Regions from separate parts of the Homo sapiens genome. Here regions 1, 2, 3, 5 and 6 are each linked to region 4. Evidence: chromatin contacts called from ENCODE Hi-C or POLR2A ChIA-PET data. All regions are on one chromosome and are shown on one strand. Each heading gives the region's core, a stretch centred on a gene start or an enhancer-like site at or near the end of the contact. The rest is flanking DNA. Distances are from core to core; before and after follow the strand shown. Region 1 holds the start of LINC01588 (long intergenic non-protein coding RNA 1588). Region 2 holds the start of POLE2 (DNA polymerase epsilon 2, accessory subunit). Region 3 holds the start of ARF6 (ARF GTPase 6). Region 4 holds the start of MAP4K5 (mitogen-activated protein kinase kinase kinase kinase 5). Region 5 holds the start of KLHDC2 (kelch domain containing 2). Region 6 holds the start of TRIM9 (tripartite motif containing 9).

Region 1 (2,843 bases), core at 54-2,553, 530 kb after region 4:
ATGCATTCTTTTTTTTTTTTTTGAAATTTTGTTTTCGTTTGAGACAGGGTCTCACTCTGTCACCCAAGATAGAGTGCAGTGGCACAATCACAGCCCACTGCAGCCTCAACCTCCCTGGGTTCAGGCAATCCTCCCACTGCAGCAACCTCCCCAGTAGCTGGGACTACAGGTGCATCCTCATGCCTGGCTAATTTTTGTGGTTTTTTTTTTTTTTTTTTTTAGAGATGGCGTTTTGCCATGGTGCCCAGGCTGGTCTCAAACTCCCAGGCTCAAGTGACCCACCCACCTTGGCCTCCCTAAGTGCTGGGATTACAGGCATAATCATGGCACCCAACTGAGCGCTGCAAGGGTCTTTTCCAAGCTGAGTGCTGTAAGGGTCTGGGTTAGGCAAGGAAGACACTAAGGGTGTGGCCACTTGCTGTACAGTGGAGCAGGGGCCTTAGAACTACATAGAAGAATGCAAGCAAGCTCCCCCTTTCTCTGGAGAAACAGCATCTCTATTTTCCAAGCATACATGCTATACCAGCATCCTTGGAAAGATGATCAAATAAAAGACAGACAGTGTGTCTGCTTGCAAGATATACAGAAATGTGGCCAGGCACGGTGGCTCATGCCTGTAATCCCAGCACTTTGGGAGGCTGAGGCGGGCAGATCACGAGGTCAAGAGATTAAGACCATCCTGGCCAACATGGTGAAACCCCATCTCTACTAAAAATTAAAATATTAGCTGGGCGTGGTGGCATGCACCTGTAGTCCCAGCTACTCGGGAGGCTGAGGCAGGAGAATCGCTTGAACCCATGAGGCGGAGGTTGCAGTGAGCCGATCATGCCACTGCACTCCAGCCTGGTGACAGAGCGAAACTCCATCTCAAAAAAAAAAAAAAAGGAAATATATAGAAGAATGCCTTCTGAATAATCATTTCTTTTTTGAAATTGTGGCAAAATCTCCCTGGACTCAAGGGATGGGTGTAAAAAGCAGTTAGGCAGAGGATGAGGGCCTGTGCCTGAGGCGTCCAAGGGCAGCCCCAGCTCCCTGCAGATCCAGTGCAGCGGGATGTGCAGGTAGATCTCCCTCCCCAGGGCACAAAGCTGGGTGGGGAACAGCTGTCAGAACCAGCCACACCCCACCCCACCCTGCCCAGGCATCAGAAACCTCAGGGAAATGCCTAGATACTCCACCTCAAGGAAAACATTGAGGCCCTGTAGCCAGGAGTGCCCTGTTTGTGTCTAAAAGTTGCCCCAGCCCAAATTTACAGCTGGGAGGATCAGAAGGGCAATCTCTGTCTTCTCCCAAAAGGAAATCATACCCATAGTTACCACTGGGAGCAGGGTGGGCCGTTTACACTCCTCATCCTACCTCGCCATCACCTTAGGAAGCAGCCATTCTCCTTGTCTTTACTGTAGAGGAGGAAGCCTGGACAGCCTGCAGTTGAGGGGACCTGCACAAGCTCACAGGACTCTTCATCACCATGACACCACGCTCACCGCAAAATAAAAATGATCAAACCTGTCATGATGTCAGCAGCACCGGTGTTGGTCTTTGTGGGAAAGAAAAACACAGGCCAGGGCTGCAGCACGATTGTGTCTGCCCAGCTCTTGCAGCCTGGAGAACACCGTTGGATTCCCTCCCACACATGCTCCCAGGCTGCCTGCCTGCCTCACTTACCTGCTCAGGGTGGGGCTTGAGGGTGGCCCCTGGGAAGAGTAAGAACTGGCCAAGACTGAGATGTCCTTCCCTCATTTAAGGTACCGCCTTTTCCCTTTTCCCGCCATCCTGGGTGCATGGATACTTGGGATTAGAAACTGGACTGGAAATGTAATCTTTCTTCGGTTTGGGGCTGAGAACTGGGGATTAGTAGGATTTTGAGTTTATGGCACAGCCTTTTCTTACACCATTTCCTAAAAAGCAGTTAAGATTACACCAGGCACAGTGGCTTACGCCTATAATCTCAGCACTTTGGGAGGCTGAGGCAGGTGGATCAAGACCAGCTTAACCAACATGGTGAAACCCCATCTCTACTAAAAATACAAAAATTAGCTGGGCGTGGTGGCACGCATTTGTAGTCCCGGCTACTTGGGAGGCTGAGGCAGGAGAATTCCTTGAACCCGGGAGGCGGAGGTTGCGGTGAGCTGAGATTGCACCATTGCACTCCAGCAGCCTGGGCAACAGCAACGAAACTCCGTCTCAAAAAAAAAAAAAAATTACAGTCATCTCCCAGAAAAATCAAGAAGGAAGAACCTTGGAGGTTCAACCTATAGAAGATATGTTCTCATGGAATAAACCAAAAATAATTTTTATTTTCTAAAAAATCAAGAACAGAAGTCTCTCAACATTTAAGTTTTACAAACAAATAGAATCTGAGCCACTGGGTTAAACATGACAAACGACACACAGTAACAAATATTGAAGACATCATAATGCCAAAGCAACAGAAGCAGCACCAGAAATGTTGCTGAGGCCACCATTTAATTAACGCAAGTTGAACATATGGCTTTGGTTACATGTGGTTCCAGGCCAGAGGCATGGAAGTCAGTGTTTGTGGGAAAGCCAGGAGGAAAAGCTCCTCTCCCCACCTCCACCTTGTCACTCCAGGTTCTGGTGACCCCATCTCGGGACACGGCCTCCCATTTCACTCCTGCACCAACCCCACTCTTGTAACACTGCACATGCAAGATGTGAGCATCTTCAAAGTACGAATATTGCCTTCTTCATTTTAGAATCCATGATGTGCTTGTGGGGAGAATGAATGAATGCTCAAACATGAATGGAGAGAGACAGAGAGGAAGTGCAGGTCTAACCAAGGAAACCTTCTTTCCTAGAAAATCGTTGATGAGCCCGGAAAG
Region 2 (2,700 bases), core at 42-2,541, 840 kb after region 4:
CTCGAACTCCTGACCTCAGATGATCCGCCCACCTCGGCCTCCCAAAGTGCTGGGATTACAGGCGTGAACCACTGCGCCCGGCTTTTTTTGTTTTTGAGACAGAGCCTTGCTTTGTTGCCCAGGCTGGAGTGGTGGCACGATCTCGGCTCACTGCACCCTCCGCCTCCGAGGCTCAAGAGATTCTCCTGCCTCAACCTCCCCAGGAGCTGGGATTACAGGCGCGCGCCACCACGCCTGGCTAATTTTTTTTTTTTTTTTTTTTTTTTGGTAGAGACGGGGTTTCACCATGTTGGCCCGGCTGTTCTCGAACTCTTGGCCTCAAGTGATCTGCCAGCATCGGCCTCCCAAAGTTCTGGGATTACAGATGTGAGCCACCGCGCCCGGGCCCAGAGGTTTTTAAAATGCAAAAACAAATACATATACTTTTGTTTCCCTTCCTTCATTAAACTTCGCTTTTTTTTAAAAAAGAAAAAAACCCGTATACGTTGGAGGTCACTTTATATTGGTACTGTGAAATCATCCTCCTGTTTTATAAGCCGCGTGTTTACTTATAAGCACTCCACGGGTTAGTCAACTCATTGGAGCAAGCGTTTTGAAGTGTGGCAGATTGACAGTCCACCTGAAATCAGAATAACTGAGTTCAAATCCTGACTACACCATTTAACTCGTCGTTTCATCTTGAGCAAGTCCTTTACCATTTTTGTGTCTCAGTTTTCTCATCTGTAAAATGAGGCTGTTGTGGAAAAGACAGTAGACAGCTCACTGGGCTGTCATGAGCAACACATGAATTCACACATTTAAAGTGCTTATGACAGTGCATGGCGCATACGAAGCCCTCAAGTTAAATAAAAATCGGGGTAGGTGGGAGCGATGGAGATTTATAACAGCTTCCGGTAAATGTCGAGGCACAGTATTTCCAGAGCTTGTGCGAAGTAGGGAACCCAACAGCTCTCATGGCCTCGAAAGAAGGGGGATCCTGTGTCCGGGAAGCTCGGCCGCAGTCCTGCAATGTCTAGGGCAGCGGTGAGAGCGCTGTGGCTGGCTCAACGCAGCCCGACACCAGGGAAGACGCTCTGGCCCTCAGTTTCCCGGCAGCAAAGGAGCGCGAGGTGGTCTCCACTTTCAGCCTACTCGGTCCGGGGTTGCGAACTGTAAGGTCTGAGTTGCTGCGGCGCAGGCAGCGGAGACCAAGCAGGGATCTTAACAGGGTTTAGCGCCACGCGGGCCAGGGCCGAGGCCGGAGCTGGGAGGGGCGCGCCCGGGAAGGGGCGGAGCTGCGGCGGTGGCGCCAAATCGCAAATATGGCGCCGGAGCGGCTGCGGAGCCGGGCGCTCTCCGCCTTCAAGTTGCGGGGCTTGCTGCTCCGTGGGTGAGTGGGCTCGGGCAGCTTGAAGGGCGAGAGGGAAGAGCTGGGGCCCGTCTGCCTGGTGCGGCAGCGGGACGCACCGCGGCGGCTCCCCGCGCGCCGAGAGGGGGCTTGACCTTAAATTTCAGAGTTCTAAGAAGCGGTCGGGCGCGGTGGCTCACGCTTGTAATCCCAGCACTTTGGGAGGTCGAGGCGGGCGGATCACGAGGTCAGGAGATCGAGACCATCCTGGCCAACATGGTGAAGCCCCGTCTCTACTAAAAATACAAAAATTAGCTGGGCGTGGTGGCGCGCGCTTGTAGTCCCAGTTAGTTGGGAGGCTGAGGCAGGAGAATCGCTTGAACCCGGGAGGAGGAGGTTGCGGTGAGCCGATATCGTGCCACTCTACTCCATCCTGGCGACAGAGAGAGACTCCATTAAAAAAAAGTTCTAAGAAGCGAGGTGGATCTTGAGGCTGCCGTGCCTTCTTTGGTTTCCCCGACCCATGCGAGGAGTTTAATGTTTCTTCTAGGCGGGCCGAGGCTCTTCTGCACATGTCAAACTGAGCCCGAGAAGCTGCAACCTATCTATGGCAGCCGGTTATCAACATTGTGACCTGGACAGCTCTCAGGCTCCCGGGAAGGTTGCTGAGACATAAGATGAGAGACCCGAGAAAGCCCACTTGCACGTCTGCAGTTGCCAATTTATGTGAAAGTCAGGTTTCCTGGGCATATCCGTGTTTTTGAGGACCTATAGAACATATGAACCTTCCCAAGATTTCTCTCATTAAATCTGCTCCGTGTTTTAGAGTTCTATATGTACGTGTGTGTGTGTGTGTGTGTGTGTGTGTGTGTGTGTGGTGTGTGTGTATATATATATATGTATTTTTTTTTTTTTGAGTCATGGTCTCACTCTCGCCCAAGCTGGAGGGCAGTGATGCGAACTTGACTTACTGCAGCCTCAACCTCCTGGGCTGAAGTAGCTGGGACTGCAGGCATGGGCCACCATACCTGGCTGATTTTTTGTTGTTGTATGTTTTTTAGAGACGGGGTCTGGCTATGTTGCCCAGGCTGGTCTTGAACTCCTGGGCTCAAGTAGTCCTCGCGCCGTGGCCTCCCAGAATGCTGGAATTACAGGCGTGAACCACTGCGCCTGACCTAGAACACAATATTTTATACATATTGAAATACCTGCTGGATTGGATATACCTCTCTGTATCAGTTTTTATTGCTTTTGTGTGTGTAGATTTTTGGTTGGTTTTGTGAGTTTTATGGGACTTTTAACTGTGCTTTGGGAGATGCCTTGGGAGAAAATAATGAATTTTGTTCAATTGGTCCTTGACATTTTGAAAGCAT
Region 3 (2,700 bases), core at 45-2,544, 640 kb after region 4:
GTTCAAATTCAAAAGAAGAGAAAGTGGCAATTGAAAGAGGTGATGGTGGCGATAATCCTATGAATGGGTTTTTGATTTCTCTCCTTCCAGGGGATGGGTGGAGAATGCTCATTAAGATTTGTAGTTAGAGGTTAACCATGTGAGCCCCTCATAGAGTCCGTCCCCTGAGGTGGCACAGGAGGGCTGCACATACCAGTTCCTGTCCCGAATCCGGGTCAGGCCCAGTTTCTCCTGGATCTCGTGGGGTTTCATGGCATCGGGCAGGTCCTGCTTGTTGGCGAAGATGAGGATTATGGCGTCCCTCATCTCCCGGTCATTGATAATGCGGTGCAGCTCCTGGCGAGCCTCATCGATGCGGTCGCGGTCGGCGCAGTCCACTACGAAGATGAGACCTTGGGTCCCAGTGTAGTAATGCCGCCAGAGCGGCCGGATCTTGTCCTGGCCGCCCACATCCCATACGTTGAACTTGACATTTTTGTAAGTCACCGTCTCCACGTTGAAACCCACAGTGGGAATGGTGGTCACCGACTGGCCCAGCTTCAACTTGTACAGGATTGTTGTCTTGCCGGCCGCGTCCAGGCCCAACATGAGGATCCGCATTTCCTTGTTCCCGAAGATTTTGGATAGCACCTTCCCCATCGCGTCGGAGGAGCCGGGGCCGGGGGCATTCAGGTGTCCCGGGTCCCCTCAGCCAACAACGCCGCCGCCGCCGCGAAACCGAAACGAAGCCTCTCGGCCGCGAGAGCGCCTTTGCGGCCTGCGTGGGAGTTGCCTCCTAAGGGCAGAGGCCCAGGCCCCCCGCTCACTCGGGCATCACCGACCGCACAACTTGATTTCTCCAGTCGCCGCCGCCACCCGGGCCCTGAGACTGCGCTGGGAGCCGCCGCCCTGCTGAGGCGCGGCCCGGCCCGGAACTGCCCTTCCCCCCGCAGGCGCCGCGCGAGCGCCGCCGCGGTTCCCGCTCCTCCGCCTTCCTCTCACCGCGAGGGAGACTGCAGCCCTCCGGCCCGCCCGCCGGCCTGCGAGCACTGGGCTCCCCACCGACCCAGGACACCCGAGAGGCAGCGCGGCTCCGGGGCCCCGTCAGGTCATGGATCCTCGCGGGAACTCGGTGCGCTGCCTGCAGAGAAACAGAGAGGGAGGGGAGTTACTGCCAGAGCTCCACAAAGGAGCGAAGACCGAGGTGGCCCGCCTTTCCAGCTCGGCCCAAGGGGTTACCTCCAGCCGCCGCCCCGAGCGCGGGCTCCCTCCGGCCTCCAACTCCTCCTCCCAGTTCTGCCGCCGCCGCTGCCGGAAAAGGCGCCGAGGAAACCGCCTCACTTCCCCTCCCGACCACGCAGGCGCAGCAGAGGCCGACCGTTCGGACAAGAGCGACCTCTGTAAGGAGAGCGGCCCGCGCGCCTAGCGTCATGGGCGCCACGCGCCGGAGGGGCGGGGCTACGGCGCCTCGGAGGGCTCGCAGATGCGGCCGGCCCAGAGCCCTCGAACCTCGGACTCTGACTCGCGCCTACCCGTGGCTCTTCTAGCGTCTCCTTCCCTGCTTTTCTCTTTTGCGCTCTGCCCTCCCCTGCCCACCCGAACCAAGGGAGCAGATCTACTGGGGGGCCCTACAGGGTGGGGCCCACGGGCAGCCCGCTCTCTCCACGAACCGAGCTGCCTCCAGGCCTGTTCCCAGACCTCGGTGCCCGCCAGATGCTCTGCGAATTCCCTCCGCCCGCCCCAGCCTTCCCGCACCCTCCGCGCTCCCTGAACGTCCCAGGGAAGCTCTGTTCGCTTTTGTTTTTTTTTTTTTTCCCTTTTTCGCAACCCCTTCTTGGCTTCCTTTATCCCTTGAATTTTGTATGTTTCCTGAAAGACACGTGGGAGGCCAGTGTCTCGTGTGGAATCTGCCAGTCAGTGCAGCGCTTTCCCGGAGTTGAGTTTACTCTGCAGCTCTTTTGAATGTTTGAGCCCTGTCTGCCTATAGGTCTCGTCAAGACCAGCCCATGTTTCTTAAAAACTGCAGTATTATGAAGAGTTCCTGTGCCTTGCCGCGTTTTCACCTTTTTAGAATGCGACATCTGTTCATCTTTAAAATATCATTTTATCTCATACTGTTAGTAGTAGCTTCTTAACTACTACCCATTCTTAACTTTAAGAAGCATAGAATTTAGAATATAGAACGACCGCTTGTATGGCCTGGATCTGGGCACTTAACCTTACTAAGTTTATCTCGTGTAAACTGACCTTGCTAACTCACGTGAGGCTTAAATAATACAATGTGGAAGACTTCAGGGCACATTTTTGGTTTTTTGGTTTTTGTTTGTTTCTTGAGACGGGGTCTCACTCTGTCGCCCAGGCTGGAGTCCAGTTGCACAATCTCGGCTCACTGCAGCCTCCTCATCCTGGGTTCAAGCAGTTCTGCCTTAGCCTCCGGAGCAGCTGGAATTAGGTCGCCCACCACCACGCCCGGCTAATTTTTGTATTTTTAGTAGAGACGGGGTTTCACCATGTTGGCCAGGCTGGTCTCGAAGTCCTGACCTCAGGTGATCCACCCGCCTCGGCCCCCCAAAATGCTGGGATTACAGGCGTGAGCCACTGCGCCCTGCCAAGGACACATTTTTGTATCAAATGGTTAATGATAAAATTAGACTTAAAATAACGTGAAACCTTCAAATATCAAGGGGAGAAAAACAGGAAATGGGTATCTTTGTTTAAAAA
Region 4 (2,700 bases), core at 201-2,700:
CAAGAATCTTTGAAAGAAGGAACTGTTCTTCAACAATTTTTTCAATGCAGCAAACACATAGGCTTTGTCCATGGAGCATGTAAGTCTGGGCTTACTTATGTTCCCCAAATAAGTGCCCTTTGTGTGTGGAGCACAAGAAAATACATATATGCCCTGTCCTGTTAAGGTGCGAATTTAATTTCTACATTATACAATTATCAACAATAAGGAGTATTGTCAATTACTCCTTATTATACATTATACAATTATCAACAATAAGGAGTATTTTAATTCTCAAGAGCAGAATTAAAAATTGGATGTTCAAAGCCACAAGCCAACATCTCCAACTTGCTCTTTTATGATGTTTCAGTCACTAAATGCAGTGGCTGAGTGTTATCTGGCTTTTCTGTTCAAATTCTCTATGAGGCTCTAGAAATAACTTAGCCAGTATAATGTAACACTGGCAACTTAATTTCTACCTTCAGAGCAAGACTGGAACTGAAACTGCAAAACAGCTTGTGAAATATCAGCCAAATTACTTCCCCGAACTCCTGTTCCATATATGCTGTGCATTGTTAAGTATTTTAAGACCTCTTATATTCGATAACCCCCCTTACTATCCTGTAAAACGCTTTATAAACACTTTCCTGGGTGTCAGATGCAAAATCTTACCCTCTTCAAGCTGCAGATAAGGACACCGAGATGTTGCCAAATATGCTGTTTTGTCCCAGAGCACATACTGAGGAAGTGGTAGAACCAGAACCAGTCTGTGACCCCTTTGTTTTACTTTTGCGGAACTCCTGGTCTCATTAAAGGTGCAATACCAGCGATGAGACACTGCGTGTGCCCAACAGGGACAAAGGTCATTGAGCAGTCCTAGGAATTCAGACTTTCAGAAATGTCTCAGAAGAACTAAGTAGAAGGCAGGTTGTGCAGGTGTGCAGTGCAGCCTCAAACTGGTACCACCGGGATCGGTTTGCAAAACAGGAAGGTGCAGTAGGGTGTGCCGGGACTTAGTTAACCTGGCACTCCCCCACCTCCTTCCCCGGCGCCCCGCTGCCAGGTTACTTCTGGCCCGGTGCCCTTAACGTACCTTTTCCGTGTTTAACTTGGAGGGCTACGTTCCCATCGCCCTTCTTCCTCTACCCGTCACCCTACAGGCCTACCTGACAAATGTGGGGACGGTTTAGCCAAGGCCCGTTGGCCCACGAATGCCCAGGCGTGTGCCTTATTTCTGAGAGTGGGAGGGAGACAGCCCAGGCCCTGCAAGGACGCGCCCGGCTAGGGGGGCGCGGTGGCGCGGTCGGGAGGGTGTTGTGTTCTCAGCAGGCCTCAGGGCGGCACTCTGGTTCTGCGGCCGGAGTGCTCGGGCGGGCCGCTGGGCGCCGACCCATGCTGGCTGGGAACGTGTCTCCCGGTGACGCAGCCCCGGGTGGGGAACGTGGTGCGGCGGCGGCGGCGGCGGCGACTGTACGCGCCTCCGCCGCCCCCGAGAGGACGCGCCGTGCAGCGGCTGAGTGGCGGCGGCGGCGACGGCAAACCCGGAGCTGCCGGCCGGCGCGCGGGAGGAGGACGCGGGTGCGGTCTAGGAAGTAGGTCCCGGGCTCCGCGCTCAACAAAGACGGGGCCGCCCCCATTAGGTACGGAGCCGGCCCTGGGCCCCGGCTGGCGGGGAGGCCTCGTCGGGCAGTTCGCGGGCGGCCGGGGAGGGGGAAGGGCCGCAGACCGAACGGGGATACGGGGCGCCGGGGGCCCTTCCAGGCCCCTTTCTCTTCCACGGCCCCTGGCGGGACGGAAGGGAAGGGGCCGGGCCGCGAGGGCGCGGGCCGCTGGGGGTCGTAGCCTGCGACGCCAACCAGCCTTTGCTCGTCCCTCGTGCAGACGGAGCTGCGGGCGGAGGCTCCATGTTGGGAAGCGGCGCCGTTCGTGCTTGTTAGCGGGAATCCGGGAGCCGCGGGGTGAGCTGGCGGGGGCCGGGCCCTAAGTGAAGATGGAGGCCCCGCTGCGGCCTGCCGCGGACATCCTGAGGCGGAACCCGCAGCAGGACTACGAACTCGTCCAGAGGGTCGGCAGCGGCACCTACGGGGACGTCTATAAGGTAAGTGAGGCTGGCCGTGCTTTTTTCCTGCGGTCGACTGGGTCCCGGGAATGGGGCCACTTTCCTGCGAAGTATTGGGGCGAGAGGAGGATGCTTTTATTGTTGCCTCTTGGGGAGAAAGCGGCCGGGGTCCCTTTTACTCGGTTCTGAGCACCCTCGACTCATGGCTTGTTCTAATCGCTACCAACAGGCAGAACTAACCACACAGTTGCAAACCGCTGTTGCACTTTTTTTGTGGTTTAAAGGCTTTTTAATAGGGCTTATTTATGGTATTGAAGGGAATTTGAATCTGCTTGTGGAATTACACCGAAGGATGCTCTAGTGTTAGCATGGAAAAATGCTTCATGGAAGATAGACAGGAAAGAATATTGACATTCAGACATTTGCATTTTTTTAAAAAAATTTGTTTCAATGGATGAGTTTGACTAAAAAAGCCATATGAAACCCTGTCTCTGAGCTTTAACTGTAAGCAAACTAATATTGGTGACATTTATGCAAGCATTATCCCATATAAAAAGATGCTTTTCCTGGTGGAAGTTTGATCGTTTGTTTTTGGTTGGCGATAAAAATGTGATATTAACTTGCTGGGTTTTGTTTTACTTTAGCGGTTCCTTTCAGGGATT
Region 5 (2,700 bases), core at 57-2,556, 760 kb after region 4:
TCCAAGGCACGGGCGTGGGGAGGGCGGAGAACATTTTCAAGACCAAAGAGGAATTTTGTGGTAGGACTGGCTCAGAGCCATCCTAGCAAATAAAATTCTAGATTTCCGAGGTTAGCAGGGTAAAGAATGGCAACTGGCTTTAAACTGCTAACTAATCACGTTGTTTATAACCAGGGGATCGGAGAGTCAAAGAGCTGCACTCTGTAGTTCATTTGATGCTGGGGATTTTTTGGTTACTGGTGGAGCTTTTCCATTATCTTAATAGGGGTGTCTGCTGAAAAACTTCAACCCAGCTGAAGCCAGAAGGAAAACAGTCCTGATGGCCATTTGCACAGGCGGGAAGGCTGAATAAGGTGGTTCCTGTAACCTTTTGGAATTCCAGTTTTCCTACACCTCGGCCTCCCTGTAAGTGGGCAGCGGTTCCCAGCTCCAGAGGGTGAAGTCCTCGTAGGCCGTCCTCATAACGCGTCTGAGTGATATCACACACCGTCACCTTTCACACCCCAACCCTTCCGAATGCACCGCCCAAGCAACATTAACAGGGCCTTCCCCGGAATAACGCTCCAATGGCAACAACGGGGGTGGGAGTGAGTTGGCTTTGTGAGCACCAGGGTGACATGACAGCAGCCCTGGAGGTTCGAGACGGGTTGGGGTACTCGAGAGAAGGAAGATTCCCGCGCGCAAAAAAAAAACAACCAACGGGCAGAGTCTGAGGTGGGGCGCGCGACGCAGGCGGGGAGCGCCCTCGGCGGCCCGCTCTGGCCTCCCCGCCTGGCCGCGAACGCAGACCCGAGTCACAGCCGAGCGACGTCCGTCGCGGCCCGGCCACTCACTGACCTTGTAGCCGCCCCAGACGAACATGTGGCGCCCGTCGCTGACGGCTACGTGGCCGCTGCGCTCAGCGGGGCAGGCAAGCTCCATGGACTCATAGCTCTCGAAGGCTGGCCCAGGCAAGTCGTCAGCCCGCAGATCCTCGTTGCCATCAGCCATCTTGAGGCTGCACTTTTGCTAACCAACAATGCCCACACCCGCGAGGGGCCAAAAAAACAAAGGAAAAGGAGAGAAATGCACAGCGGCGCGAGGCAAGGAAAAGGCGGTGGCGAAAGGGACGGCGTTGAGGCCTCTCTGCCGCCTGCGCTCGCGTTTCCCAGCCTCCTCGGCCGAGGACGGCTCTCCGCCGCCGCCGGGGCACGCCTGCAGACAGAGGGGCCGCGAGCGGAGCCGGGCGGCGGCGGCGCGGGCCCGGGACTCGGGGCACTGCAGGGAAGCGGTCCGCGTCGGGCCGGCTCCCTATTGCAGCCCGTCTGCCCCGCCTCCTGCAGTCCACGGCCTTGTTTACGCCGCGGCCGGAAGCCGCCCGTTCCGCTGACGCCGCCCGCCGAGCTCCGGAAGCGAGGCTGCCGCTCAGCGCCCCCAGCGCCGGGTCCTCCAGCCGCCGCCGCCGCCGCCGCCGCCTCTGCCCGCGCCTCCGCCTACGGCCTGGGCACCGCAGATCTATGGGGCCCGGCGACTTCTAGTCGCGCTTCGAGTCTCCTTTCACTGAGGGAACCACAGGGATAATGTCCTGAATCGGTCCCTGAAAGCTGCTGAATTTTAGCCGGATTGCCGCAATTTTTTTTTTCTTCCCGAGGATTTCTATTCGTTTGATTGAGGGATGATCTCAGAGGGTTCACAGCCCGGGCAGGGGCACCAGAATTGCTCCACTAGCAAGTTTCTGGTCTCGCCTTAGAGTCGATGCAGGCCCTGCTGTTCTGCGGGCGCGAGGGCAGTCGCTTAGCTCTCACGTGGGGCCCAGCCCGATCCCCGGGGGCCTCTCCTGAGCTCCTGCCGCCCCTGCCGGGCGCCGCCTCTGCGGGAATCTGACGTTGCCGCCGCCGCCGCTGCCGCCGCCAGCCGGGCTGCAGAGTTGGCTTGAAAAGCGTTTCCGAAGCCGTAACCACCCTTTTCTTCAGAAAGAAAGGCGGATCCTTTTCACGCACACACAGCTTTCTCTTATATGATACCTTTCAATTGGGCCAAAAGAAAATTACGAGTTACTGTGCTTGATACCTCACCTGTAAAATAGGGTGGGACAAAAATAATCTTAAATTCTTGATCTTACAGTGCCTGTAGAATTTATCGTGTTTGGTAGGAGGGACGTGCTTCATTATCTCCATTTCCCTCATCTTCTGGTTGGGAGCACTCCATAGAAAAGGAACACTTTGAACAATAAAAGGCTTTTTTTTTTTAATTATTAAAATGCTTATAGCCTGCCACTCCTCCCCTAGTGTGCCAGTGTGTTTACTTGAACTCAAGAACTTGAAAGTTACTTAAGAGGATTAATTAAAGCCTTCAACAAGGAAGCAAATCACCTTGAGGCTGTTAAGACCTTATCTGCCATCCACCCTGGTTGGTGCCCTCAAATCTGTCTGGTTCACAGAATTCCTTGCAGCAGTGTCTTCTCCCAGTCGAATTATGCTCACTAGACTTTGGGGTTATCGAAGTTCCTTGTGAACCAACCTCGTGAATCTGATCGAGTCACTTAAAAACCTTGAGCTGGCTCCCGTCGTCCTTAGTAGAATCCAAAATTAATATCTCGGCTGGGCGCGGTGGCTCACGCCTGTAATCCCAACACTTTGGAAGGCCGAGGCAGGCGGATCACCTGAGGCCAGGAGTTCGAGACCAGCCTGGCCAAAATGGCGAAACTCTGTCTCTACTGAA
Region 6 (2,700 bases), core at 84-2,583, 560 kb before region 4:
TTCATGAATCATTCAGCAAAAGCCGGCTATGTACTATTTCAAATGTTACTACCTCAGAATGTCACTTGACTCAAAGATTTTCCTTTCCTTTTCTTCTTCCTCCCTCCCTTTCTTCCCTTCCTTCCGCCTTTCCTTTCCCCCCCCCTTCCTTCCTCCCTCTCTCCCTCTTTCCCTTCTTCCCTCCCTCCCTCCCTCCTTGTACAGGGACTAACACTAGAATCACCGCCTCACCATGCCCCTCGTTGGAAGAAACAGAAAGGCACACGATGCTGTAAGCTATGGCAGATGCCCAGGGCACGTGGGGTTGAATAATGCTGTTTGGAGTGAAACACTGAGACTCCGCAGTCACACAGTGATTCATTTACAGAGCTTTACTAAACTACGGGCACTCAGAAATAGACAAACTGTTCTTGCCTCAACCGAACCAAAGGCCCAGCGGGCCTCGAAAAAGCTCAGCCAGGTGCTTTGGGAGGCCGCGAGGAGGAAGAAGGATCCGTGGAAGGAAGCACGTTCACACCACGGCACTGAGGCCTCTGGGCCGAGCTATAATTTAAAGCATGAAACGAAGGGGTCATAGATTCTGACTAATGCTGACCATTTCCATCGGTTACCCAGTTGAATCTCATGTCGACACTAGGAAATCGACTTTATACATGCTCTTTAGGAAACGAGGGACGCAGGATGAAAGAAGCCAAGAGTGTCGCCAGGGCTTGCGCCAGCGCCGTCAGACTCCCGGGATGGGGGAGCTCCAGGGCACGGCGTCAGCGGATTCACGGAGAAGGAGAAAAGCCCCACTGCCGTGCAGAAGCCTAGGCCCGGGTGAGACGCCTGCGAAGGCTGCCAGCAGCGGAAGAGAAGGGGCGTCCTCCGTGCTGCGCAGCACTCGCCCGCGGTAGGTGGGCGCGGAGCTCAGAGCTGGGAGCCAAACGCAAACGCTGGCGAGAAGCCCCAGCCCCCTCCGGCAGCCCACTCGCTGCGGGGAGGGGTTTCTCACGCCCCCAGCTCCTGGGAGACTGCACCGGAGGTCGGAAGTAAGCCGGGCGAGGATGAATCATCCCGCCTAACTCCTCCTTCCCGGTCCCCTAGCCTCCGCACGCCGGCCCCCTTCAGAGATCTTGCAGCCGCGAGCGAAGACTGCCCTATCCTCAGACTCTACCGAACCCCCTGTGGCCTGCGGAGACGAGGAGACGGACGGGTCTGGTGGCCAATGAGAGCTTCGATCTCTTGCCCCCCGCCCAATGGGCCGCTGCTCATGGGCCGGGGCGGGACTAGGAGGGCAGGTAGGGGCGGTCCGGGCTGGCGCGCGGCGCGGCGGCTACGCGGCTGCGGCTCACAGAGCTAGCGCCTCTCTGGGTGTCCGTGCCAGTGCTGCGCGGGAAGGCACCACCACCACAGCCGCCGCCGCTGGCCAGGGTGCTGGACAAGACGGGCCCGTCGGCCACCTCGCCAGCTCAGGCACCCGCTGCAGCCGTCGCTGTCTCCTCCCAGACCGGTCCCCATGGAGGAGATGGAAGAGGAGTTGAAATGCCCCGTGTGCGGCTCCTTCTATCGGGAGCCCATCATCCTGCCCTGCTCTCACAATTTGTGTCAGGCGTGCGCCCGCAACATCCTGGTGCAGACCCCAGAGTCTGAATCCCCCCAGAGCCATCGGGCCGCGGGCTCCGGGGTCTCCGACTATGACTATCTGGACCTGGACAAGATGAGCCTATACAGCGAGGCGGACAGCGGCTATGGCTCCTACGGGGGGTTCGCCAGCGCCCCCACTACCCCGTGCCAGAAGTCCCCCAACGGCGTCCGCGTGTTTCCCCCGGCTATGCCGCCACCGGCCACCCACTTGTCACCGGCCCTGGCCCCGGTGCCCCGCAACTCCTGTATCACCTGCCCCCAGTGTCACCGCAGCCTCATCCTGGATGACCGGGGGCTCCGCGGCTTCCCCAAGAATCGCGTACTGGAAGGGGTAATTGACCGCTACCAGCAGAGCAAAGCCGCGGCCCTCAAGTGCCAGCTCTGCGAGAAGGCGCCCAAGGAAGCCACCGTCATGTGCGAACAGTGCGATGTCTTCTACTGCGATCCGTGCCGCCTGCGCTGCCACCCGCCCCGGGGGCCCCTAGCCAAGCACCGCCTGGTGCCCCCGGCCCAGGGTCGTGTGAGCCGGAGGCTGAGCCCACGCAAGGTCTCCACCTGCACAGACCACGAGCTGGAGAACCACAGCATGTACTGCGTGCAATGCAAGATGCCCGTGTGCTACCAGTGCTTGGAGGAGGGCAAACACTCCAGCCACGAAGTCAAGGCTCTGGGGGCCATGTGGAAACTACATAAGGTGAGTCCTAAGAAAACCCACTCCTAACTCCCTGCGTCTCCGATCATCCGGTTTTGCAGCAGACGGTCCCCGTCTCTTGCGCACAGCGCATCCCAGTGGGGGCGCAATGCAGGTGCCTTCGATGTTTACCTCCCTGGTCTGGTGCATTGCAGGAGGCATGGGGGAATCTTAACCGGCGCACGGGGGAGTTGAATGCCCCCACAGAGTTGTTGCGGGGATGCCTTAGAGCGGGTCTCTCGGGGCGCGCTGCCTGCGAGCGGGACTCAGGGCGCCCCCTTTCCGCGGCGGGTCTGCAGCCAGTGGCCGCGGCCAGTGTGTGGGAAAGCACTGCATAGCTGGGTAGAGCCGCGCCAGTGCCCAGGGCCGCTAGGCACGCTCGA

Evidence for each region. Hi-C counts contacts between places; a loop is a spot of excess contacts on that map. ChIA-PET counts read pairs that join two places held with the same protein, here RNA polymerase II (POLR2A). Pooled maps may share reads with other maps.
Region 1: a map with no recorded cell type shows a loop between it and region 4 (4-fold over the local background). The contact joins the promoter of LINC01588 here to the promoter of MAP4K5 in region 4. A Hi-C loop is called at or near these places in 3 of 168 maps with a recorded cell type or tissue (OCI-LY7, PC-9 and naive thymus-derived CD4-positive, alpha-beta T cell), 11 of 37 single-sample maps with no recorded cell type and 16 of 50 pooled maps. POLR2A ChIA-PET finds 5 or more read pairs at or near these places in 1 of 52 experiments (IMR-90).
Region 2: a pooled map shows a loop between it and region 4 (5-fold over the local background). The contact joins the promoter of POLE2 here to the promoter of MAP4K5 in region 4. A Hi-C loop is called at or near these places in 1 of 37 single-sample maps with no recorded cell type and 11 of 50 pooled maps. POLR2A ChIA-PET finds 5 or more read pairs at or near these places in 1 of 52 experiments (activated T-cell).
Region 3: a loop to region 4 is called in a map of mammary epithelial cell, with 7 times the contacts of the local background. The contact joins the promoter of ARF6 here to the promoter of MAP4K5 in region 4. A Hi-C loop is called at or near these places in 2 of 168 maps with a recorded cell type or tissue (heart left ventricle and mammary epithelial cell), 3 of 37 single-sample maps with no recorded cell type and 15 of 50 pooled maps. POLR2A ChIA-PET finds 5 or more read pairs at or near these places in 4 of 52 experiments (AG04450, activated B cell and activated naive CD4-positive, alpha-beta T cell).
Region 5: a map of OCI-LY7 shows a loop between it and region 4 (7-fold over the local background). The contact joins the promoter of KLHDC2 here to the promoter of MAP4K5 in region 4. A Hi-C loop is called at or near these places in 4 of 168 maps with a recorded cell type or tissue (CD4-positive, alpha-beta memory T cell, OCI-LY7, endothelial cell of umbilical vein and 1 more), 6 of 37 single-sample maps with no recorded cell type and 15 of 50 pooled maps. POLR2A ChIA-PET finds 5 or more read pairs at or near these places in 1 of 52 experiments (activated CD4-positive, alpha-beta T cell).
Region 6: a loop to region 4 is called in a map of CD8-positive, alpha-beta T cell, with 15 times the contacts of the local background. The contact joins the promoter of TRIM9 here to the promoter of MAP4K5 in region 4. A Hi-C loop is called at or near these places in 2 of 168 maps with a recorded cell type or tissue (CD4-positive, alpha-beta memory T cell and CD8-positive, alpha-beta T cell) and 6 of 50 pooled maps. POLR2A ChIA-PET finds 5 or more read pairs at or near these places in 1 of 52 experiments (PC-3).

Annotation. Positions count from the first base shown.
Region 1 is chr14:50,005,980-50,008,822 of GRCh38, reverse strand. LINC01588 (long intergenic non-protein coding RNA 1588) reads left to right here and starts at 1,303. Exons shown (of 4, transcript NR_126498.1): 1 at 1,303-2,843. LINC01599 (long intergenic non-protein coding RNA 1599) reads left to right here. Exons shown (of 9, transcript NR_131171.1): 9 at 1,404-1,510.
Region 2 is chr14:49,686,805-49,689,504 of GRCh38, reverse strand. It overlaps POLE2 (DNA polymerase epsilon 2, accessory subunit), which reads left to right and starts at 1,291. Exons shown (of 19, transcript NM_002692.4): 1 at 1,291-1,369. The coding sequence starts at 1,302. RefSeq lists a silencer at 1,179-1,228 and enhancers at 533-1,292, 1,293-2,054.
Region 3 is chr14:49,891,676-49,894,375 of GRCh38, reverse strand. It overlaps ARF6 (ARF GTPase 6), which reads right to left and starts at 1,294. Exons shown (of 2, transcript NM_001663.4): 1 at 1,219-1,294; 2 at 1-1,120. The coding sequence starts at 639. The coding sequence ends at 112. RefSeq lists enhancers at 365-414, 445-764, 1,635-1,734 and silencers at 925-1,114, 1,155-1,544.
Region 4 is chr14:50,531,319-50,534,018 of GRCh38, reverse strand. MAP4K5 (mitogen-activated protein kinase kinase kinase kinase 5) reads left to right here and starts at 1,450. Exons shown (of 33, transcript NM_006575.6): 1 at 1,450-1,571; 2 at 1,861-2,077. The coding sequence starts at 1,970. It also overlaps a transcript of ATL1 not described here. RefSeq lists a silencer at 1,127-1,756.
Region 5 is chr14:49,766,759-49,769,458 of GRCh38, reverse strand. KLHDC2 (kelch domain containing 2) reads right to left here and starts at 1,306. Exons shown (of 13, transcript NM_014315.3): 1 at 838-1,306. The coding sequence starts at 990. RefSeq lists silencers at 1,077-1,256, 1,427-1,506, 1,847-1,906.
Region 6 is chr14:51,093,738-51,096,437 of GRCh38, reverse strand. TRIM9 (tripartite motif containing 9) reads left to right here and starts at 1,333. Exons shown (of 13, transcript NM_001387360.1): 1 at 1,333-2,320. The coding sequence starts at 1,499. RefSeq lists a silencer at 1,272-1,341.